3 separate regions of the Homo sapiens genome follow, and all the other regions are linked to region 1. A link is a loop called in an ENCODE intact Hi-C map of the cell type or tissue named here. Cell type or tissue: lower leg skin. All regions are shown on one strand. Region 1 has its middle 26 kb from the start of DMRTB1. Region 2 overlaps GLIS1 (GLIS family zinc finger 1). Region 3 overlaps GLIS1 (GLIS family zinc finger 1).

What was found. Hi-C counts contacts between places; a loop is a spot of excess contacts. Peaks named below come from ENCODE experiments on the same cell type or tissue, not always from the same donor. Only the 100,000 strongest peaks of a DNase experiment are listed, where the experiment ranks them.
Region 2: a loop joins it to region 1, with 2.2 times the contacts of the local background. A loop is called at or near these places in 27 of 110 quality-filtered maps.
Region 3: it touches region 1 in a loop (4-fold over the local background); 57 of 110 quality-filtered maps call a loop at or near these places.

Annotation. Positions count from the first base shown.
Region 1 is chr1:53,481,247-53,489,246 of GRCh38, reverse strand. No RefSeq gene overlaps it. Among named protein-coding and RNA genes, the nearest start is that of DMRTB1, 26 kb to the right of the region's middle. RefSeq lists an enhancer at 4,800-5,420. In lower leg skin, a CTCF peak has its summit at 3,631 (motif pointing left); a DNase peak (open chromatin) is centred at 3,606.
Region 2 is chr1:53,585,330-53,593,329 of GRCh38, reverse strand. All of the region lies in intron 4 of GLIS1 (GLIS family zinc finger 1), which reads left to right. Among named protein-coding and RNA genes, the nearest start is that of DMRTB1, 130 kb to the right of the region's middle. RefSeq lists a silencer at 7,888-8,000. In lower leg skin, no CTCF peak of the experiment used is centred here; DNase peaks (open chromatin) are centred at 2,979, 3,559 and 3,939.
Region 3 is chr1:53,678,494-53,686,493 of GRCh38, reverse strand. The region is part of intron 2 of GLIS1 (GLIS family zinc finger 1); the gene reads left to right. Among named protein-coding and RNA genes, the nearest start is that of GLIS1, 57 kb to the left of the region's middle. RefSeq lists enhancers at 105-933, 934-1,763. In lower leg skin, no CTCF peak of the experiment used is centred here; a DNase peak (open chromatin) is centred at 4,355.

The sequences.
Region 1 (8,000 bases):
CCAGCTTGACAGGGCTCACTGAGTGCCCAGTGCTACAGATTAAAAGGGCCCGTGCCAAGACATGGCATTCGAAAAGTTCTGAAGAGCAGGGATGAAGGAGGGATCCTAAAAGGAGAAGGAGGAGGAAAAAAAGAAAGCCTCTTACAAAAATATGAAACAGTATCTCATCACATTTCTCAAAGCAACACTGGGAGATAGAAAACTGTAGAGCAAAAGACTTAAAATTTTTCAATGAAAGCAATTTTTAATCCAGGATTCTATGCCCAGCTGAACTATTAATCAAGGGTGAGCATAGAATAAGGAATTTTCAGACGTGCGAAAACTACAAAAAAAAATTGTTTTCTTTTTTTTTTTTTGAGACAGGGTCTTACTCTGTCACCCAGGCTGGAGTGCAGTGGTGTGATCTCGGCTCACTGCAGCCTCCACCTCCCAGGCTCATGAACCTCCCACCTTGGCCTCCCCAGTAGCTGGGACTACAGGCGTGCACCACCACACAATTTTTGTTTTGTTTTGTTTTTTTAGAGACAGGGTTTCACCATGCTGCCCAAGCTGGTCTCAAATTGCTGAGCTCAAGTGATCCACTCGCCTGGCCTCCCAAAGTACTGGGATTATGGGTATTAGCCACCGCGCACTGCCAAAAAGAAGTATTTTCTAAATTTTTTTTCAAAAAGTTATCAGAGGAAAGCTCTCCTAAACTGAGGGAATAAGCCAAGACCTCTTGCAAACAAGGATCCCAGTGCAGGAGAGTGGCAAGCAGAGTCCAAGTGGACAGCTGGGTTGTAGGAAGTGGAGGGCTGGTCCAGGGCTAGCAGAGCCAGATGCTTGGATGCATTGGTGGGTATGAGAGTGATGTGAGAGGTGCTGGACGTCGCTATTAGAAGGTCTGGGGAAGAATTAGCAATAGAAACGTAGACAGCTAGGCCAGTGAGAAAACAGGCAATTATTAATTCCAGAAAACGGTAAAAGCATGAGGAAAAGAAACTAATCAGATTACAGTACTTGGATTAGTAAATATTTACATAATCATGACAACATAAATCCAGAATATCGATTTAGTGAAAACGTATGTGCTCTGACTACCAGGAGCTGGGGAAGAGGAAGTGTGGGAGCGTCGGGAGAAAGGCAGGTTCCCACTGCCCTGCCCAGGAAGCCCATAGAAATGTCTCTCGGAGGAGCGAGAAACAGCGATTTTTTGTTTGTTTGTTTTAGACGGAGTCTCACTCTGTTGCCCAGGCTGGAGTGCAGTGGCGCAATCTCGGCTCACTGCAAGCTCTGCCTCCCGGGTTCACGCCATTCTCCTGCCTCAGCCTCCTGAGTAGCTGGGACTACAGGCGCCCGCCACCACACCTCACTATTTTTTATATTTTTAGTAGAGACGGGGGAAACAGCGTTTTTAACATGCTGGACTGAGGTATGAAAGGGAAGACAGAAGCAGCTTGAGGACTTGAGCAGCTGCCTCTGGAAAGTGGAACTGGGTTGGAACTGGTTGAGATGGGGATAATTTGAGGACTGTTGGTTTTCTTTCTTGGCCAATAGTTCCATTAGATTTTTTGAAACAATGTGTTTATATTACTTTAGGAAAAATAAACATGAATGATCAGTAGGTATAATTAATCCATCCTGGCAGAGAAGACACGGAGGCTCAACAAGTCTAAGGGACTCGCACAAGACCCTGGCGTGGCCACGTCAGGATGGTGCCAGAGCCCTCCACTGCCAGGTCACTCTTGGTGCCAGTGACCAGAAGCATGATGGCAGGAAGGATGAACACTGGAACCTTACCACGCTGACTCTCAAGAGGCAAGTCCGCTTGACCCTCCAACCCTGGAAGAACAGCTTTTAAAAAGTTCCATCCATTTACAGTATGGCTGGTGAAGTCAGCTGAGTTCAGAAGAAATGTATGACCATAATTTTTATTTATTTGATCCAAAAGCTTTACTTTCAAAGAGAGGGATAAATATGAGACCAGGGGAAATTCTTCTCAATCATCATGAATTCCCAGGCCACAAAGCAGGGAGGACAATTTCCATAATATTCCACCTTATTCTGTACATGTTTCCAGGCAGCCTTTGATGCTGCAGCTTAGAAAGCAGCCCAGAGCCTCTTGCTCTAAAACAAATCAGCAGCTCCCCGCCTCCCCTTCCCCACCGCCTCCCCTTCCCCACTGCCTCCATCCCCACCCATTTCCACCAAATTTTGCAACCTCAGCTCCCACCCACCCCACTCCATTGCCTCCTTCCCAACCTGCATTCCAGTGGGGACAGCTTGACACTAGAGTGTGGTGTTCGGGGGGTGCCAGGGCTCCTGCCAGGAGTGGGTTCACAGAGTTCACCAGCCATGGGAGTCCTCAGGATGGTGGGAGACTTTCAAGTAAAAGGACAGTTGCAGAGCGGTGTGAGACACGCCCAGGCTCTCCCAGCCCCAGTTTAAGGTTCAAAGGCCTTGGTGAGGGCTCTGCCCCTCTGTACCTGAGCCCTGGCCCTCCTCCTGTCACTCAGCCTTCTCCCTGGCCCTGCTCTTTTCAGCCTTGCCTCTTGCTTCCAGGCCTTTGTCCGTGCTGTTCCTTCTGTCCGGAGCACTCTTCCTTCAAGCTTCCCAGGTGCAATGATCACATTGCACTCATTGCTTGCTGTAGGTGAGTGTCTCCCCTCTAGCCTGCGAGTCTCTCGGAGGCTGGACTGGTTGTAAATTCTCTCTGAGCACCCTGGGCACAGCAAGGGCCCCCCATGGGTTGATGCCTGTTAAACAAAGGAAGAAAGGGATAAATGTGACTTTGGGGCTCGGCAGCAGCAGTCCAGCCTCGTGCCCTTAACAAGCTACCTTCATCTATAGAGTGGCTTCTCATAGGGTTGTCTCACACCCAACCCTGCCTTCAGATCCACTTGGGGCAAGTACTCCAAATGCAGATTCCTGGCCTCCCCACAGAGCATCTAACATTGGAAGCCCCTGCACCAGGGCTGCATTTGGACTCAGTGCTCTTTCTGTGAGGAGACCGCCTTCTACTGGGCTGGTTTGTGTATCTGCAGCTCCTAACCCTGGTCCCGTGTGGTTTCTGACTGGGTACTCGCAGCAAATAGAGAAGAAACAGCCCACCCTAGCCCCAGAGCCCAGAGTGCAGCCTTCCCTGCAGCGGGGATTTTCAGGCAGGTGAGCGTGAAAGCATGCAGTGGCCTGTGCCTCAGTTTCCTCACCAACATAGTCCTGGTGACTTCCCACGTGCTTGTGGAGGTCGGGCTGGTGAATAAATATCCTCGGAGCTGGGAGGCGTCCTTACAGGCAAGAGCACTCACGGGGCCCCACGGGGCATGGGTGGGGCCGGGCAGGGAGGCATAGGCCCCGTGGGCCCTCTCTCAGCCCGTGCCTCCCATCCACCCCTCCACTTCCACACCACCTGGGTGAGGAGGGCACCACCACGGACCAACGGAAATGGGGGCCTAGAGGGCACTGGCAGGACTGGCCGCAAGTCTCTGATGGAGGACAGGAGAGACCCTGCTTCATGGAAACTCAAAATTGTCATCGCAGCTCACATCCCCTTGGAAACACATTGAGTAAAGACGAGAGCGTCCCAGTCTCCGCTTGGAGGAGGGCTTGGGCTAGGTCCTGGCGCCCCCTCGCGGCCACTCCTTTGCCTTCCCCACAAGCCCCTGGCCATAAATAAACCAAGTCGTCAGGGAAGATTGGAACCCAAAGAACCTTGGAGGCTGCTGATCCCCGCTGGCCCCCACAGACCCCTTCCCTCGTCTCTTCCTCCCTATTTCTGTCCTCCTGGTGATAGCCTAATTTGTAAAGGATGTGTTGACACTCACTTGTCTCTTACCACCTCACGATCACTCCAATACCCTTCTTGTTCTCTTTAGTGCCACTCTCAGCCCACTACTCGGAACCCAGGCCTCTCCCGCCTGTCCCGGCTTTCTTTCCATCCCCCGGCTGCCTCCTTTTCAGGCTTCCGTCCCTGTCCGCAGGCACCCTGCCCCTTAGGACTGCACACCACATCTGCGCGGACAGCATCCGCTCTCCATCCCCAGTGCAGGGTGCCCTCCTGAGCTCAGCCCCAGGAAGCTGCCCCCCACCCCTTCTGCAGCTTCTCACAGACATTCCTGCTCAGCACCCCAAAACCCTTCTCCTACTTTCCCATCTCAGCACATCACCCACTTAGGCCAGAGATCCGGGTGCTGTCCTGATTCTTGGCTGAGACTCCCCTAAGAAGGGGTCTCACAGGCTCCAAATGGCACCTGGGTCTCCAGAGCCAGCTCAGCAGACAGCACATCTCATCCCTGTTAGCTGGCTGCATACACTGGGTGTGCTGAGTCTCCCGGAGGTAGAGGCGAGTGGGACAAAGTGAAACTGCGTCCTCCTGACCAACAGACAGGGATGGGAGCTGGCCCGGCCCAGGCCCGGCATGGCCTCACCATACACTGTGCCTGCGCTCCCTGGACTCCAGGCCTCCGAAGATGCTGTTCCTTCTGCCTGGGACACCCTTCTGTACAATACTAATGCCTTCTTGCTCCTTGACACCAAGCCCGTGTGTCACTTTTTGGGAAGCATTCACTGATGCCCAGGCTGGTAGCCTCTAAGGCATGATCCCGTGCGACCTGGCCCCTGCCTCTCAGCCCTGGGGAGTTTCTATTAGCTCCTCAAATATGAAAACCTTGTTCCCGCCTGAGAGCCTTTACACATGCCACTTTTTCTGCTGGGACCCACCTCTGTCTACCCTGTCCCTTGTTTCCACCAAGGAAAGCTTCCCTGCCTCTTCCAGCAGATCAGGGTCCTCCCATGTCCCCCAGACCCAGTCTCCCTGAATCTCAGTGCTGCTCCTCGGGGGTCAGTCTGCACACATCTGTCTCCTATAGAAATAACGATAACCCTTCCCAGCACCTGCTCTCCCACTGAGGCCTAAGCACTTTGCATACATTCATCCTTTATCACATGTCATAACCCCATCGTTACCCTTGTTTACAGATGGGGAAGTGAGGTCCTATGTCCTCCATCCAAAGCCTGAGTCGAGCACACGATCTGTGCCGGGGAGGGCTTCCCGACCCAGAGCTCTGACAGAACAGACGCCTCCAAATCTTGTTTAAATGGAAAGCAGCCTCGGGGCCGTTCCCACCACTGCCAGCCCTGGATGAAGGCCGGGCAGCCCCTTTCATGCTCTTTATTCTTTTGAACAAATTGTGAGTTTTACAGGATATCCAAGGCCTGTGGTGGCAAACACATGTTCCCATGGTGAGAACCATTGGACCTGCTGGGCACAGGGCTGTGAGTGCAGCTGAATGGCCACCCAGGCCCCTCCTGCCCCTGCTCTGCTGCACCTGGGCCCCCTTGAGCAGGGCCACATCCTAGCTGCCCCATTGGCCACTTCAGAGAGAGGACACAGCTCCCCTACCCCACCCTGGTGTCCCCTTCACACCCCTGGCTCCCACACTCACGGGCCTGACCCCCTCCCACCTCTGCAGAGGCTGCAGCCTCACAGCAGCCCAGGAAAGGGCACTGCTATCATTCCACTCGCAGAGAAGCCAGCTTAGAGAAGGGGAGGTAACTTGCCTGAGGTCACACAGCTGGGTCGGGAAGAAGCTGCGAATTAGAACTCAGGTCTCCTGGCTGCAAAGCTGATGCTCCCCACAACAGCATCATCTATGCCACCAAGGCCAAGAAAGCAGAAAGGTCTGTGTCCCTTGTGCCCTTCGCGTTGCCCTGCATTTACACTGAAAAAGCTGGAAGCGCTTGGAGGCAGAGATGCTGCATTCCAGGCCTGGCTCTGCTCCTCGGGAAGTCACTCACCTCCCCAGGCCTTGGTTTCCCCTTCTGAAAACAAGGAGGATGAACCTGCGCTGTGTAGCCCCCATGCTTCAAAGAACGCAGCCTGGCTGAGTGGCCTCAGGCACTGTCACCTTTCCCGGGTCACACCGCTCTGGATGGTGCCTGTTAGTAAGAAGGTTCTCCACATCCTCCTTCCACCACTTTTGCAGGTAGCCCTCAGGAGCATCCATAACAGCTGAGGATGTTTTAATCTAACGTGCATTCTCCAGCCACAACTTTGATTTTCAAAATAAAGTAACAAGTGCCCCCTAAAAACTGTGAAACTATATAGACTCAAAACGAGCAACCCCCTCTTTTCTGAGGGCCATATTTGGGGAGAACCTCTTGCCTCATATTGAAGCACATGTAGTAGCTGCCCTTCCTCAAGGGCCTAGGGGAGTGCTCTGGCTGCCGGAGGCCTCCTCTGGGGCTTGGATCCTAACACACTTTGAAGCCTGGGGCGTGTTCGGACCTGCTTGGCATGACATTCAAGGCCCTTCCGGCATCTGTTCTCCAACCGCTTCCAGCGCATCTCTTGCCCCACCCTCTCACCCTGTGCTCCAGCCACATCTGCTGGAGTCCCTCCCTTAGCCCCCCAGGAATACTTTGCCCTCAAGGGGACAGATGTTTGGAGGGGAGGGCTACAGAGCCCAGTGGGTTGGGGCAGGCATCTGAGAAGATGCCATCAAGCTGAACCAGAATGAGGACGAGCCAGGCAAGGAGAGCATTCCTGGGAGAGGAAACGGTAGGAGCAAAGGCCCAAGGTGGGGACGAGCTCAAAGGAATGGAGAAAGGCCAGTGTGGCTGGCATGCGGGGGGTGAGAGAAAGGAAGGGGAGTAGCAGGTGTGGGGAGAGGTGGACCAACAAGGACCTGGGCAGTGACATCCACAGCAGCCCTGCTCCCCGCAGCGTAACCTGCATGCCCACATGCCAGAGGAAGAGCACGAGAACCCCAGGATGCCCCCAGAGTACCCTGTAGCAGAGAAGGCAGCAGCACACAACACCACACCATGGGTGAATGTGAGCAACGTCATATTCAGTGAGGAAGCCTCGCCCCAAAGACTACATCCTAAAACAGCTGTTCAAAAGACCATCTAGGCATACACATGGATGCAATGAAATCCAACAAGCAAAGCAAGTGCAGGAGGCAAAGGGATTCCGGGTTCTGGCTGCTGAGGCCGGAGAGGTGAGAGTCAATGGGGGTCCGCTGGCTGGAGGTCAGATACTGTCCGGGCCTGGATTTTTGTCTGGAGCAATGGATTCATGGGTGCTTATCACATTATTAAAAACAAACAAACAAACAAGTGAAGGTGTCCTGGACCAATGATGAGTGTCTCTCATGTACCAACCTGGTGGGGGCCAGATGGCTCCAAATCTCAAGGCCCAGGCCAAGGGTCAGGGGGTTATTTGAAGAGCAGTAGAGGCCATTGGTGGGTTGGGGGCAGGGGACTGACCTGATGCGTGTCGTGTGGGGGTGGTTACTCTCCCTCTGCAGGTCACAAGCAGATGCAGCCTCCACCCTGCTCCGTGTGCAGGGGGCTGACCCCCACAGACAGCATCTCCTGGGCTCCTGCACTCTCTGGCTTCCAGTAGGAGACCAGCAGGCAGGAGGTAACAGAATTTGGAATTCTCCTCTGAAAGGTACATGGCTATACCTTGTACCATCTGCCAGTAGATAAGAGGCATGGTGCTGGCAGGACCTCTGGATTTCCGAGGATGCGTACACCACACCTGGGAGTGCGGCTCTGACCTACTTCCTGGGAAACTGGTGAGGCTGCCAGTTTTGGAGGGGCTCCAAGTAAGAAAGGGCTGTGCATTAGGTCTGGCTACAGTGCGAGCTGCCCTGACACACAGACCTTGTGACCCAGCAGATCCAAGGGAGCGTGGAATGTCTTAGGCAGGTTGGGTGGCAGGTGGGAGTGACGTGCCCCCAGTGTCACAGCACAGAGCCCTCTGCCTTGGAGCCCTGATGCTCTACTCATCAGCTGCTCTTCCGCATTAGAAAGGCAGCTGAGTCTGGCTACTGGCCCTGGTAGAGACCGACCTCTATGGCCATGGGACGCCCAACAGCTGTGTCCCGAGCCGCTGGCTAGATGTCTTCCTGTTGCGCACCCACCCCTGCCCCTAATTTCTCTCCCTTCTCCTCCCTTGCTCTGTGCCCCAGGAGGCTGACCTGTGGGGAGTGCATCAAGGGGCTTTGGGGCTC
Region 2 (8,000 bases), 100 kb before region 1:
CTAGGAGCACTCCCTGATACACTCAGCCTAACTGCTGTGCTACCTCCGAGGCACAGCCAGCCCACTAGGAGAGGTGCCTGCCCAGAAACGGCAGAGCTGGACCTCAGGGTGTGCTTGGTGTTGAGAAGCATGGGCCACCAGGGCCACTGCCCAGCCCGCCCAGCCATCAGGACAGCAGCATGGCTGGTGTGCTGGGGCTGGTGCCATAGCTAAAGTCAAGCTGTTTCACACTTGGACTTGTGCAAGTGTCAAACACTGTCATTGGACACCCACTCATGGAGCACTTGGTCTGGGAAGGGGCATAGTGTCCCCATTCAGAGCCCAGGGTGACATTGTAGGGGCCAGGAAGGAGGCAGGACACATTGGCAATCAGCAGCATAAACTCCGTCCTCCTGGGGCAAGGTGCTTGCCCTTGGGCCCCACCTACCTGTGGAGCTGGGAGCTGGGCGTCGGACAGGATCTGCTTCTGCAGCTTCAGGAGGCTGGGTCTTGAAGGAGGAGAAAGAGTTTGCTTTGTAAACAAGTGAGCAGCAGTGAATGGCCTGTGCCAAGGGGAGGCAGGAGGAGGGAGCTTGTGGTTAGCATTCTGGTGTGTGGAGCAGTGGTGGGGAGAGTGCATTGGACAGGCTGAGACTTTGACTTTATCTTGTGCCTTTGGGCTGAGAGGATGCTGGAAGGAGGCCTGGTGGCTGGGCCAGCCCCTGGCGATGCTCTGGCTTGTTTGGGGTCCTGTGACACATGCCCCTGCCTAGGAGTTGACCAATAGACAGCGCGCAGGCCAGGCCAGGGCTGCTGGGAGACAGCTGGGCCCCCATATCTCCCCGAGACCCTGGAGCTGACAGCTGCTGAGCCACAGTTCTCCTTCACATATTCTCTTTTATGGGTGAGTCTGTGGGTGCCTGTGGGGGCCGAGGTGGAGGCTCTGTGACCCGAAGGAACCTTGACAAGACTCCACAGGACACTGGCTTACACCTGGCTTCTGCCTGTGGTTAGTGGTCTTCTCACAGTGGGGCCTCTGTGTGGAATCACGGCATCCAGAAGAGTATCTGTGTTGGAAATTTGGGAAGTCAGAGAGGATCTAGCCCTTCCCCGCCCACTTTCTAGCTTGGGAAACAGGGCCCAGCGAGGGGTCAGAGGGGCCTGGGTTACTCAGTGCAGACTCAGGGTCTCTCTCTCTGCGGCCAGGCTGCCAGGATCTCACTTGATTCCACAGACTTCACAGGACACTGGCTTACACTGGCTGAGGCCTGGTTCTGGGGACCCAGACCTGGACCTCCCATGGCCCTTGCCCTGGGGACACTCATGCTCAGAGATGGGTGGGAGATGAGTGGCAGGTCCTGGGATGGAGTTTGCATAGTCCCAGGGAGGGAAGGCCCAGAAGGGCTTCATGGAGGAGGTGATATCAAGCTGTGTCTACACTCACCTATCAGTATTGTTTAATCCTTACAAGTCCTGTAAAACCAAGGGTTTTTACAAATGAAGAAACAAAGGTTGGGTGGGGTCTGGCTGGCCTTCCACTTGCTCCCATGAGAACACTTGGTCTTGCCTCTTCCAGGGTTTAGGATTGTGGTGATGATAATACCAGCAAGCAGCTTCCAAGTACAGACTGTGTGCAGGTGCTATTCTAAGTGACAACTCCACCTGGTCCTCAACACAATGCTGTGGGGTAGATACTGTGAACCCCCATTTTACAGATGAGGAAACTGAGGTTCAGGAAGATTGCATAATTTGCCCCAGGTCACACAGCTAGTTGGAAACAATAACAACAGTTATAATAAGAATAGAGGCTAAGAATGATAATGGTAATAAAAATAACTTGCTAAGGGTTACACAGCTAGTAACCATTGGAATGGGACTCGAGCCTACATCTTTCCAAACTGCAATGCTCTTGTTTGTGTAGCTCTGCTAAACTGACTATTCTCTGGGCTTTAGGGCCGGCCCCACTGGGTGTCACCATCTGGAGACAGCAGCAGTGATCTGGGCTTCGGAGGCTTGTCAGAGCCTCCCCTGGCCTCCTCTTGCCTGCGGTGGGGTGGGCGTGCTCCCTCTCCTCCATGATGCTGGCACAGTGGGTAACCCAGGGGAAGGGGTGGGCCTCAACCAGCACCCAGATAAGTAAAATCTCCCTTCCCTGTAAAATTATTAATTTTTCATGACAGGCCTCTGCTACCATGCACTGTAATAGACAAAGGAATTTTGGACCCAGAGCCTCTGGAGAACAGGAAATAGATGAGACATTTTGATTGAAGAGTAAATGGCCCACTAAAATAGCAGTTAATCCTTTTATTATCTTTCCAGCAGCCGTTTCCACAGTTCTTTCATGAGGTAAGCCTCCCCCATCCCATCCCACTGGAACACTCCCATTCTCGCAGCTGGCTTACATTTAGCCAGCGGAGCCTCTGCTCCGGCACCAGGCAGGCCTCAATGTGCTGAGAGGAGCCCAGCTCCCCTCTGCCTGAGCATCTTAGTCCTTAGGCCAGGCCTGGGACTAGGGACTTGCTGGACCCCCAAGGTCAATGGCATCACCATCCCCCACCCTGCCCTCTGCACGGCCCATCCATGCTGTCCAGAGGAAGCTCCCTAATCTTTTTGCAATATCCTGTTATGTTTCTTACGTTGCCCGAGTTGTCTCAGCCTTATTAAATGTGGTGCTTCATCTGTGTTACGATAACAAGGTTACCCGTCCAACCCAAATACTGACGCGACGACTCCAAGACATTAACTTTGAACAGATTAATTTCATGCTTTCTTAGGTTGGTTCTCCCAGACGGCCGGAATTCTGATTGTCTGCGACTGCAGAAATTAGCAGACTGTAGCTTGCTTTTCTCCACATCAAGAAGGAGAGAGGCAGAGTGAAAAAGGAAAAGTCATGACAATGCCCTTCTCTACCTTGGGTTTTATAAAACAACAATAGGCATGAGAAGAGTCCCTTACTTTGGTGAAGAGTTTTACCAAAGCTGTGAGCACGGTCCGGAAGGCATGTGCAGAGGTGAAAAGCCCAGGTCTGGAGTCCCACAGACCTGGGACCCAGCCTGGTTTAGTCACTTGGCAGCTGTGTGACCTCGTGCTGGTGACTTACCCTTTCTGAACTACAGCATACTCGATTGTAAAATGGAGTAATAATAGTACTTGCCTTTTAGGGTTGTTGTGATTAGGGATAAAAGAGATGATGTAAGGGAGGGTGCTTGCTTCCCCATCACACTCCAGCATTGATCTCAGGTGATGTGTACAGTAGCCCTGGGGCTTAGGGCAGGGTTATTTACAGCTGATTTACAGATGAAGAAACTGTGGCTCAAAAGAGCCAGTCAATGGGTGGCAGAGCCTGGACTTGAGACTGTAGCAGCCTCTGCTGTCAGTAGGGTGGGAAGGGCAGTATGTGGGTGGTTGCTTTGGGCAGGGCAGGCACTCTGTCCTTGCCATTCGATATCTACCAGGGATCCCTGATTCTTTGCATCTTGTTCATTGACAGTCATTTGCAGATCACCTTCTCTGAGTCAGACAGTGTCTGCTCAGGGGGCATGGAGCTAGGCTGGGGCAGCTGGACCTGTGGCATAGGAGGCCCATGCGTGTCCTCCCAGTCCTCATGAGCTGCTGGAGTCTCGGGCCGGGTTTTCATCCTGCCCAGCTTCCTCTGGCCACTGCAGCTGCACTGGCCACTGGTCTCCATTCCTTACGCCCCTCTCCACTGTTTGCCAGTCTGTCCCAGGTGCCTCTGAATCTAGGGCCAGAGAAATCAATCTGGTTGAAAGCTGAGTATTACGGATTGGCCTTAACTAGCCAAGGAACTCAGAACACAAGCCACCTGGCTGGACCTGCCGGGAGGGCCTTGCCCTCCTAGCCTGGGCCAAACTCACGGTCATTCCCCATAATCCTGGGGCTTCTGGCTTTCCCTTTTGCCTTGCCCCAAACCTTTACCCCCCTCCGCCAGCCCCTGAGAAACAAAATCCTGGGTGCTGGGAGGGGCGGGGGAGCTAAAGGGAGTTGCTCCTTACTGAGATTCAGAGATGGTTTTATCCTGGCTCAATGCAAGCCATTCCCTATCTGTTGTTTTGACCTCCTAGCTGGGCATGGTGGTACATGCCTGTAGCCCCAGCTACGTGGGAGGCTGAGGCAGGAGGATCACTTGGGCCAGGGAGTTTGAGGCTATAGTGAGCTATGATCACACCACTGCACTCCAGCCTGGGTGACAGAGCATGACCCTGTCTCAAAAACAAAAACCTCCGAGGCCCAGAGAGGCCAAATCACTTCTCAAGATCACACAGTCTGCCAAGTGGCAGGAGGTAGATACCAACCATATCTGCTGACCTGCCCAACCAGTGTTAACTGGAGAGAGATTTGATTGGGGTTCTGGGCTCATATCCCATGGGATATCCTGAGGGAGAAGAGAATTAATATATTCTGAAACTTACCATGGCCAGCCATGAATTACCATGCCCATTTTACAGAAGAAGAAACTGTATGTTTCTGAAGTTCGCAGGCAAAATGGCTTGCTCTGTATGACCTGCCTCAGCTGCCTGGCCCATTCTAATGGGACACACCGCCTTCTACTCATCTACTTTTGCCCAACCTCTTCCTTCAGAAGAACAGTCACCTCTGTGCTTTTCAAATCACAGTGGGTGGAGTCCCTGTGCATCTGCTGCCTTCTGCCCCCTGCCCAACATCTTGAGACCAGCCCTGTGGGCTTGAGCATTTTAAGGCCAGCACACACCCCTCACCCATTGCAACATCTGAAGCTCATCCCAGGGAATTACCCAGGATCCTGAAATGGATGAGTGGCAGGTCGGCCAGTTCATCCCATCACATACAGACAGAGAACAGGGAAGACAGACCCAGAGAGGGTGGTCAGGGGCCCAGGACTGCACAACAAGTATGCATCAGTGGGCAGGGAAAGTTCCCTGAAGGGGCTGATAATCGAAAGTTGGGGAAGGTTTAGGCTGTGGGAAAGTGACCCTCCAATTAGGAAAGAATTATTCCCCTGAAACACTTGCCTTGCTTTGGTGTGCCAGGCCTCGTGCTAGGAGCTGGGGGTGCAGAGATGAAGATGTTGTGATGTGAGACTTCTGGCACTGTGGGAAGAACACTGCTTTTGAATCTTGTGATATTATTGCTGGATGATGGAGACAGGGAGGGGAGCCAGGAGCTGAGGTTTTGCAGCCTGGCTTTATAAGCTTGGCCAGGTTGATCAAGTGGGACAAGATCATTATTGAGACGCTTGTTGGGCGATTTTCAGTTTATGTAGTGCTTCCACGTGCATGATCTCAGCCCTCAAAATATTCATGGAGACTGGAATTATGATCCCCATTTTATAGATGGGGAAAGGACAGTCCAGTTCTGGCCCAAGTTCAGGTCCCAAATGCATGGTGGGGTCGGATTTAAACCCAGGTCTCAGTCTGACTCCAGAGACTGTGTACTAGCCATGACCCCAAGCCACCTCCCAGGCACAGAATCATCAGTCTGTTTACAAACATTGAGAGAATATCCAGATCTGAAACTCATTCAGCAAGCTGTCACTAAGCACCTGCTGTGTGCCCCCTGGCTGGGTCCTGGGGTCACAGAAGGGAATCAAATCCTGCCTGGTCTCAAGGAGCCCTCAGTCGAGTGGGGAAGTAAATGGATATTGCATGTAACTATTTTTCTCAAGAAGCCAGCACCCAGTCACCTTGAGAGCCTGTTGCCTGCTGACTTGATGGGTTCTTTGTTCTGTCTTGGAGTAGAGAACACCTCATGGGTTGAAAAGTAAAACATTTCACTCTCATTAGAATAGTCGCCTGGAAACAAGCTCCCTTCCTGGAGGCTGGGGTTTCTGGTCAAATCAAAAAGCTGCCCTGGAGAATCCTGCTGTAAATGAGGCCAGAGAGGCCAAGTGGTCCCACCCACTCAAGCCACCAAGTCTATCCTCAACTTGCCTCAACTCAATCTAGGATTGGATGGATCTGGGAAGGAGACCTGTTTTGGGCAAAGTCAGCTTGCAAGTTGGCATCCAGAAGTGTCCTCGTTAATGATCCTTCCTGGGATCATGTCACTTCTCATGTCTACCCTCATTATTAGGTGGGGAAGCTGAAGCCCAGAGAGCAGGCACCATGGCCTCATGTCATCCGGTACATTAACAGCAACCCAGGGATGCCTGCTTTATTTCTTCCTGCCCTGAAGCTTCCTCTCCTCCTGAATTCCTAGAGAGTCTGCATTCTCCAGGTCCTTTAAATCCTTTGGGTCTTGGCTTTTGCTGATTCCTTTGTCTAGAATGCCTTTCCTAGCCTGGCAAACTCCTATACATCCTTCACAACTCAGTTCAGTGCTCCCTCCTTAGCTCCCCCTTTCTCTGTGCCTCCTGTTCTCCCAGCATGTGTTGCGCTGTGTGTAACAGTGGTTCCTAACATGGCCAAGTGTCTGGGGGACCACATGCCCTTCAGTGCCTGGCCTGGCCTTCATTGTGGAGGAGCTGAGTCCCCTCCCTAGGACAGAGGCTCTGCCCTGTGATTATCTGTTCTCTCTGTTCCAAGGCTGTGTGAGGTTGCCCGGACCCTGTCTTCCTGAGTAGTTTCCCATGAAGTCACAACATTGGTGGGACTTTAAAGACTGTCACGTCTACCCCCTAATCTGGTGCTTGAAGTTTTTCTGCAAGAAAGCCTGAATTTGAAACCTAGCTTTGCCACCCCTCAGCCTGTGATTGTGTACAAGTATAGCTTGACTTCTATAAGCCTCGGTTTTCTTACCTATGAAATTGGGGTAATAGGACTGTTGTGAGGCTTTGATGAGAAACTAGACAATGGCACACAGTAAGTATATCAGAATGGTCCTGGCCGTTCTGGACAGTTTGCATTTGCGAAAGAGAAAAGGGAAAGTCTAAAATGGATAGTGGCTGTTCAGTCACGAATGTCCCCAAAGAAACAGAAAAGGCTGTTGGAAGTCCCAGCTCTGCCATGGGCTGGCTCTGTGACCTTGGATGCGTCGCTTGGCTGTGCTGAGCCTCAGTTTCCTGCACTGTGAAATGGGATAGTGCCTAGCAGTCAGAGTCTGCAGTAGACAGTGTTTAGTAGGGGCTCAACAGATGCCAATGTCCTTTCTTCTCTTGAGCCCGAGGTTTAGCTCCACAGATCTTGGCTTACATTGGGATGCTTTTCTTCCTCCCCTGTTTTGGAAAAGCAAACCCAGGGGGCTTGGGCTTAACAAGGAGAGGCTTCCTGGAAGCCAGTGTCCTTCCAGTTCTCTGGCCTTGCAATTAGGTCAGAGCCTCGTCCCCCACCAGCCACTGTGCAGAGGGGAGACTGAGTCCCCAGATGGAAATAACTTGCCTGGGGAAGGACAAGAGGGACTGGAGATAGATGGAGTTGGAGACTCATCCCAGCTCTGCTGCTCACTAGCCATGCAGCCTTGGACAAGACACTTCACTCCCAAGTCTGTTTTTGCATCTGTAAAATGGGAGCTGTGATGCTCACCCCAGAAGTTTCTGTAGGGGGTGGAGGGGCTGTGCTCTGTACCTGCAGAGTGCTCTGCAGAGGGGCACTGTTGCCCTAGTCAGGGCTGCTGGGCTGAAGCTGAGTCTCTGACTCCCATTCCAGTACTCCTGCCTGCAGCCAGGCCTCTGAGTACAGACAGGGCACTTTCACAGGTGTGTTCCTCCCGGTTAGATTCCCCATCAGGAATGGAACAGGTTGGCTATGTGCTCCCCAAATGTAGTTCCTGGTCTTGAGGCCTCAGCCTGCAGCTTTGCTGGATGCCCTCCTTCCCTGCTCCACAGCCCACCCCCACCTCACTTCCACCTCCATCCCCACCCTGCCCTGTTTCACCCCCATTCCCCATCCCCCATTTCTACTTATCTCCATCCCTGACCCCCCACCCCTTTCCCTTCTTACTTAAATTCTGAGCCAGGGTGGACCAATGGCTAAACACACAGGACAACCACTAAGGTTCAAATCCCTTACTCTGCCCTTAACCAGCTGTGAGACCTCAAGACAAGTCACGTGGCATCTCTGAGCCTTGGTTTCCTGTCTGCGTGGAGG
Region 3 (8,000 bases), 200 kb before region 1:
AAGCAAGGACCATTCTCCTGTGCTCACAAGGACCTCTGCTCTCTTTCCTAACCTTCTTTCCCACTTTGGAGGGAGAAAGCACTGCGGATGAGAACAAAGCAATGTCCTCCATCAGAGAGGCTAGGGGGCTGGTGGAAAGTGGAGTAGGCTGAGCCGGAGGGGAGAATTGTGCCGTGTGGAGCTGAAAGATAACAAGGGGCCACGGTCTGACTTGGCAGTGCGTGGCCTCCAGAATGGGCTGCAAGGGAATCTTCCTTCCTTCCTTCCTTCCTCCCTCATTTACTGAGTACCCAGCTTCAGGGCAGTCATAGCTCCGCTCCGTGGGGAAACAGTGGAGCATGAGAGAGAACCTCCTAAAGGGGCTTTGCAGTCTGGTGGGAGAGATGGAAGGAACAATGGCCATAGGTGGGCAGCTGGGATCATGGCTGCGGGAGTGGAGAGGGGCCAGTGAGCAGCCTGGTGGATGACAGGGAGATGAAACTAGATGAAGGGCAGGGGCAGAGGGGGAGGGCAGGTTTCTGACGGAACCCATGCATGAGAGGGAGTGGGGAGAATCTGAGGTGGGGCTGGCCACAGGCTGGCTGGAGGGCTCAGCAGGGAGCAGTTCCTGAGGCCAGATGGCTCAGCACAGTGGCAGCGGCTCCCAGCAGATCTGGCTGCGGGATGGAGGACAGATTGAAGGGCCAGTCAGGGGCAGGAGCCTCAGACCGTGGTAGCGGTGGCCAGCGCTGAAGCCGCTGGGGAGAGGAGGGGATGGGTTAGGACCCACTATTTGAGACCTGACAACTGACTGGATGTGAAAGCTGAGGGTGAGGGAGACAGTCACAGGCAAGGAGGGAAGTGACAGTTGTCTCAGGAAATAACTTGTTGGAAGAGAGGGGAAAAAACACAAAGAACTCAGCAGGGATCTCTGCAACTCAGGGTAATTTTGGCTTCGGAGAGTCAGCCTGCTAATCAGATTGTAAAAATCAGGTACCAGGGTTTTTGCAGAAAATGCAGCAGATCAAAGCCAGGGTCGATTAGGCTCTGATTAAACATTGCCGAGGAGGTCAGACTCATTACGGAGGAATGTACACAGGCCGGCAGCGCTGACGGGGGATAATAACAGATCGCGCCCGGCAGCGCAGACACCACGGCGCTCTGGGGACGCGGTCCTCCGCGGCGGGGCGGCCACAAGGAATGGTATGTCCGCGGGCTCCAAAGGGAGTGAAGGTGCAGGGGTGTGTGGCAGCATGTAGGGTCAGCTGCATGCTGTCTAGTCTCCTTCTCTGTGGCCTCTGGATGGGGAGTGCTCCTGTGAGCTGGGCATTGGCAGAGGTCAGCCAGGACACCCGTCTTGCTGTCTTTCACCTTTACCTGCTTGCTCATGGCCTTTTTGCTGGGGGAAATGCCTCCCCACCCTCTTCTTTCTTCTGTGTCCCTCCCAGAACTCTGCCAGCATCTCCTCCAGGAAACCTTCCCTGACTTCCACCCCAGGTCAGGTGTCTCCTCTGGGTCCCCACAGCCTCAGAGCTCTGGCTTATCTCCCCTCCCGTGAGTCTCTTGATGGCAGCATGACTCTCTGTGTCCTCTGTTTCCAGCTCAGGGCTGGGCAGAGTGGATTCACTGATCTGGGCAGAGCCAATTCCCTGAAGCCACACAGCAAGCCAGGCTCCACTTGCCTGCCCTAAAGCAGGCCCAGGACTTCTGCTGAGAGGTGGTCATGGGGTAGGGGTGCTGGGAGCCTGCTGGCCAGGAGGAGAGGAGAGGCAGGTGGCCCACCAGGCTGGTGTGGGAGCTGTATGAAGGAGATTCATGGCAGGGAAGAAGGGAATGAGTGCCAGGCTGAAGAGCCTGGATGTGACCCTGTGGGCACTAGTGAGTTCTTGATTTGAGGTAGTGACAGAAACCAAACTGTGCTTCAGGAGGTACTGGAGGGCCCTCCATTTCTTTGGCGAGAGCAAGATTCTCTGAACAGCCACCCACCCTGGTGGCTTTGACCTCTACTTGTTGCTTCACCTCACAGTGTGAAGTGAGGCTCACCTGCAGTGGTCCCCATGAACCATCTTAAGGGCCCCAGGCTGGTCCTGACCACAAAAAGCCCAGGAGTCAGAGGGAGCAGGGAGACCCCTAGAGGCTTCTAGGCTTTCCCACGCTTTCCCAGGGTTAGGAAAATCGGCTGAATTTGGTTCACACATTCCATAAATACACAACACCTTCTGGGTGCCAGCCCTGTGTTGAGTTCTGGGGAGGCCCTGAGGTTCTAGCAGCCTGGCTCCCTCCAGAGAGGGTAGGAGGAGCTGGACTGCAGAGATCTTGGGGGTGGGGAGGACATGGACCCAGGAATGCCCTGCCCATCTGAGGGAGACATGGACACCCCCAGGCCTGGCTGGGAACTTTGGAGTTTAGAAGGAAGGAACACAAAAGCCCTTAACCTCCCAGCTGGAATGTGGACACTTCATCCATCCTGCTCTCCATCTCTACTCCAGCCCCATAAATGTCCAATTTGGGGAAAAGATTCCACTCTAAGCCCCAGCAGAACAAGGTGATTAAGAAACTGAGCTCCATAAAATTGTCCGAGCTCTGGCAGGCGGGGTGGGTCAGGAGAGTCCCTGAGTCTCAAGCCTGGCAAGGACTGTACAAAGCCCTCATCCTTCTAGTCCACATCCTCCCAATGCACAAATCCCTTCTGCAGCATCCCCAGCAAGTGACCACCCACTGTGTGCTTGAGGGTCTCTCTTGACAGCTGCTCAGTACCTCCCCAGGGTACCCAATTCAGTGCTGTGACACTCCATTCCTGACAAGCATTTACCGGGCACCTCGGTCATTCTTTCATTCCACATGCCTGCCCGTGCCAGGTCTTCTGCTAGGGCTAGAAACAGAAGAGCTAAGGCTAGTACCTGCTAACGTCCTTGATGCATGCTGTGTGCCAGACACAGTGCTGATTTATGTGGATGATCTCGTGTGATCCACGTGAGAACTCTCTGAGGTAGGTGGTGCCCTCATTCTCCCCATTTCACAGATGAGGCCTGCAGAGATAGAGTAACTCACTCAGGGTCATGCAGATAATCAGAAGCAGGGCTGGAGCTTGAACCCAGGCTTTGACATCATAGTCTCTGCTCATGGTCATTGTGCTCCACAAGTTAGGAGGCCTTTGGTTGGGGGGGCTCAGGCTCTGGGGACTGCCTGCCTGCGGTTATAATCACATTCACGCGGTGTGAGGATGCCCGTTAGCGGGTTACTGAGTGTGAGCGCTTGGATGAGCACCTGGCCATTGGTAGATGTTCAGGAGGTGTTCATGGTGTATATCCACAGTGCAGGTTGGGGAGCCAGGAATGTGTCTGCCAGAAGTGGGACCCCAGACTCCATATGCCAGGACTGAACTCGCCTTCTTTCCTTTCCTTCTAAAGCACGGTGCCACCTTCTGCCTCAGTGCCTTTGCACAGACCATTCCCTTGACCTGGAATCCTCTCCCTTCCTTTGCTGCAGCCTTTGCTCACTATTTCCTCATTCTTCATGTCTCAGTTCATGCTGCTTCTACAGGGAAGACTTCCTGATTCCTCTCCTATGTATACCCCCTTCGTGCCTCTAACAGAGTTGATCGTGTATTATTTGTATGGTTCCTTGATTGCTCTCTGACCCCTCACTAGGTGCTGAGCTCAAGGCAGGGACATCTGTTTAGCTCATCATACAGTTAGGGGCCACAGTCCCTCTGTAGGTAAAATGGCAGGGTTGTCTCAGATAATCTTCGAGTTTCCTTCCTATTCTGGTCTGATTGAATGAGCTACTGCTGCACACTTGTTATGAAAGGCAGCTCCTCCTAGATTAACCAATGGTGAAAGGGCCTCTCCTAAGCCTTTGTCTCCTTGCCTGCCCCTTGGCTCTGCGTTATTGCCCCTGAAGAATCAGTTCAGACAGGAACGTGGGTGTATTCTAATAAGCGAAGTGCTGCCAACTTGCAACGCCAGCACTTAGGGTCTCTGCCAGGGCCCTTGCCATCTGCCTGTGCCTCAGCATCCCTTATGGGGACACATATTGAGAGGTAACCTGCAGAGGAAGGCCCTCTTCTGATTATGTTCAGCTTACTTCAGTCATCTACAGAATGAGAGGGCCATTCCCCCACCAGAATGTGAGCTCCTCGCGGGGATGCAGGGATGCAGGGACTGTGCCTGATGCACCTTTCATCCCCCCACTCCTTCATGCCTAACACACAACCTGCCACCAGGTGTCAGCTGTGTCAGCGGCTGCTTGCTGGATGGCTGAAGGAGTGAAGAATGCATGGCTGCAAGCGGGTCTGGAGTTGGAGTCGGAGTCCGGTGGTGAGCGGCTGTGTAGAGGCAGAGGGGTGCCTCACCTTTACAACAGGAAGCATCTGTGCAGGGCTGGTGCGGACTCTGCCTGGAACGGCCCCCGCTGGCCAGATGCCAAGAGTTTATTGCATGCAGCACAGCAATTTCAAATTTCCTTTATTTTCTAAGAGCCAACGAATTAGTTGAAAGATTAAGAACACTTGCAAAGTAGCCTACAAAGTGGTTTAAGTTAGTGTAGTATAAACTCAGCACAGAGTGTAGCAGGAAGGGAGGGGAAGCAGTCAAAGAAGGCCCCCGAGAGCAGGAACGTATTGCTGGCTGGGTGCAGATGGCTCTACAGAAGAAGAGGATGGGGGAGGAGAGAGGGGGTTCAGTCCCAGTTGCTCCACCCACCCACAGCAACCTCGAATGCACTCAGCTCTGAGCCATCTGCTCCCTAAGGGTAGGTCCTCCTGTGTCCCACGCACCTAGAGCAAAGTGGGGGCTTCACAAGTCTTTGTGGGGTGGTTACCACTGGTGGGCTCAAGCCCTTTTCCTACCTCTCCTTAGTAGTCCTTGAAAAGAAATAGCCATCCTGGAGCTGTGGAAGCTGCAGGAAGTCCAGTCCCCTGCTTTGTCAGCAGAGAGAATATGAATGCTCTCTTTCTTGGCTGCCTGTGACTGTCCAGCCTGGTGGCATCCACTTCTCCCATTTTACTCACAGTTTTACAGGAATTCTCCCTTGTCTCTGACTTGGGTCCAGGCCCCTTTCTGGCTCCAGCCAGTATATCCCTCCCTACTTGGCATTGTCCTGGGAGCAGGGCGGCCAGTGAGGGGCGGTGGCAGAGATGCAGGCAGCAGATGATGAGGCCCTGAAACTCTGCCTTGTTGGACAACTGTGGCTGGCCCCATCTCAGCCCACCTCAGGCTGCAGCCCTGGTTCTGATGAGCAGCCCTGGAGAAGAGCATGCCATCTACTCATAACCCAGCCTAGGTACTGACAGCTGGGCATGCGTCTTCACGCAGCCACGAACTCAGAAAAGAAGCTGCCAGTGTGGATCACGGAGCAGTGGAGGAGTGCTGGAGTTTTCCTCTTTAACTTAATTTCAGAGGCTTGTGTGGACCCAAGGCCGAGAAGAGGGGCCTGCATCCTCTCTCTGACCCTGGCAGATAGTATCAGCGCAGTCAGGCTGAAGGCCCTGGAAACATTGACCCAGCTGTGTCCAGGGTTGAGATCATCTGGCCAGCGTCTGCTCAGGGTAGATGTGTTGGGCAGTGGCCACATGTGTGCCGTCTTGTGGAGAAGTTCACCTTGGGCACAGTGAAGGGTAAAGCTCTTGTCCACAGTCAATTCTGCATCTTCAGATACGTCTCACCCTGCTCATTTAGACAGCTGTGGGATTAGATCTGATATTTTATTCCTGCTGCTTAGTAGGGAGAATCAGTCTTAGAATAAACTCAGATGACCTGAATGGCTTTGGTTTTGGAGTGTCTTTCATTCATTCATTCATTCAGCAGATAGTAGGAGCATCACACCTATTCCCCCAAATAGGATTTGTTTTCTGGCCACGTGAGTTTTAAAACCTTCTCTGATATTAACAGGATGACTATCACATCTTCTGAGGATCACATTTCCATGTGGTCTACAGTTCACAGAACACTTTCCCTTCTGTTATTTAATGTTGTCAAGGTGAGGGGCTTTATTATTCATCTTTTGCAAGAGGAGGAAGAGGCTCAGAGAGGTTAAGTATCTTGCCCATGGTGACACAGCTCTGTCAGGAGCAGAGGTCTGTGGCTGTCCCCTTCCACCCCAGTACTGGTGCCACTGAGTGGTGGGCACCACACTCGTGGCATAGATCATAGTCTCTACTTCCTGCCAAAAAGCAGGGGTTTGTGGACAGGGAAGTACATTTTCTTAATCGTTTTGGGCCTCCGTGTTCCTATCTATGAGGCTTATGTGATGGAAGTCTCCCTCCTTGCCTTTCCTTATGAAGACGTTAAGGACAAATGCCGTATTTGATCTGAATTTTTTTTTTTTAAGCTGTTAGTGGCTGAGACAATCTAGGTCCTTTAGAATCTCCTGTGAGTGGAGACCTGCCTCCCTCCCTGCCTTCTCCCTCCTTCATTCAGCAGACATTTGGGCTGGGGACTGGGGATCTGGAGAATTCGACCTGGCACCTGACCTTGAGGAGTTCAAAGACATGTGGCCTGGATGGGGTGGTAAGGAAACAGGGGTCTCCATTACTGCTTCCATATTTGGGGGCACCCTGGGTGCCACAGGAACATGGGGTGGCCTTTCCAAGGTCAGGCTGCCTCAGGTGTGGGTAGGAGCTGTTGGTTTTCAGCTCTAAGTATCCTCTTTACAAGAAAGGACCAACGAGCTGGAGAGAGAAGTCAAAAAGTTGGGCCAGCATTGTCCACCGTGTGTCAGCATGCTACAGGGGCTTTCCAGCCCTCCCCAGGCCCTCCTCCCGGCAGCGCCAGAAGGCAGGAGTGATTGCTGTCCCAAGGAAGCATGCTCAGAGCAGCCAAGGGGCCCGTCCAGGAGGCATGGCTGACTTTGAGCTCTCATCTCTGTGGTTCTGTGGCTCAGACTTCTCTCTGGGACACAGTGGCTGTCAGTAGCCCTCCCTGGGCTCTGTGTAAATGGGGCAAGTGGCTTTCTGGGGCCCGAACAGGAGGGGCCAGGCAGCCTGTGGTTTGGGCAGGGGTCTGAGTCTCTGAGTCTTCACTGCCTCACTCTGGGCTGGCCCTTTTTCCTGGGTTCCTCCTGGAGCAGCAGATGCTTCAGGTCAGACGTTCAGCCTCACATCTGGTCTCCCTCCTACTTTCATCTGAAACCCAACTCGGATTGTCTCAGTAAACAAACAGTAAATTCAACAATACAATCTTCTTGAAATGCCTTGTAGTTATTTTAAGGCTGTTTTGGGGTTTATTTTAATTGCAGGCCCAGCTCCCACAGTCACGCAGCTGCTGCTGGGGGCATTTGTGGCTGCCACCTCCCTCTCTCCTGCCCGTTCCCCCTCGTAGTGGGCCCCTTCCCCCTCCCATCAGAGGTCCAGGGTGGCCTGGAGGTAGTGGAGGGAGATGAAGTGGGATGTAAGGTTGCTCCCCCGTGTTTCCCGCTTCATCTAAGAACGCCGGCAGCTGCAGTGGCCACGAGCCCAACTTCAGACCTGGGCCTGGTGGGAAGAGGACATGAGAGGTGGGGGGTGACCTCCCAGGCTGTGGAGGGTCATAGGGAAGGAGCAGCCAGGGGCTGGTTTTAGGTTTGCTCCCTGGGAACCCAGACCACAGGCACACCACACTTGACAGCAGAAGTGGGCTGGAAAGTTGGGTCCATAGAAGGCAGATTCTCTGGCTGGGAAGGGACCCTGGAGTTCAGCTTGTGCGGTGCTTTCCATTTCCAGTTAAGGAGACTGAGGTCAGAGACCTTTCCCCCTTCCCCAGGCTGAGGCCTCACTCTTGCTCTGCTCCCGGCTGTTCTTGTCTGTGTTCTGGCTGATAGTACCAGTTGGCAACGCCCCAGTGATGCATTCATTTAACTCAGGGCTCGAACTCAGCAGCCTTTTAGTGCCAAGAGAACTGGGCAGTCATGGTGACTGTTGGTACTTGGACAGGCTGTAGGTGATGTTTCTGTGCCCTTAGTACATCTCTGCCATCACCTCCCCATCCATGGCTGGGGGTGCAGGTACCAGCCTTTTCTCATTAATGTGAATTAGAAAATATTGT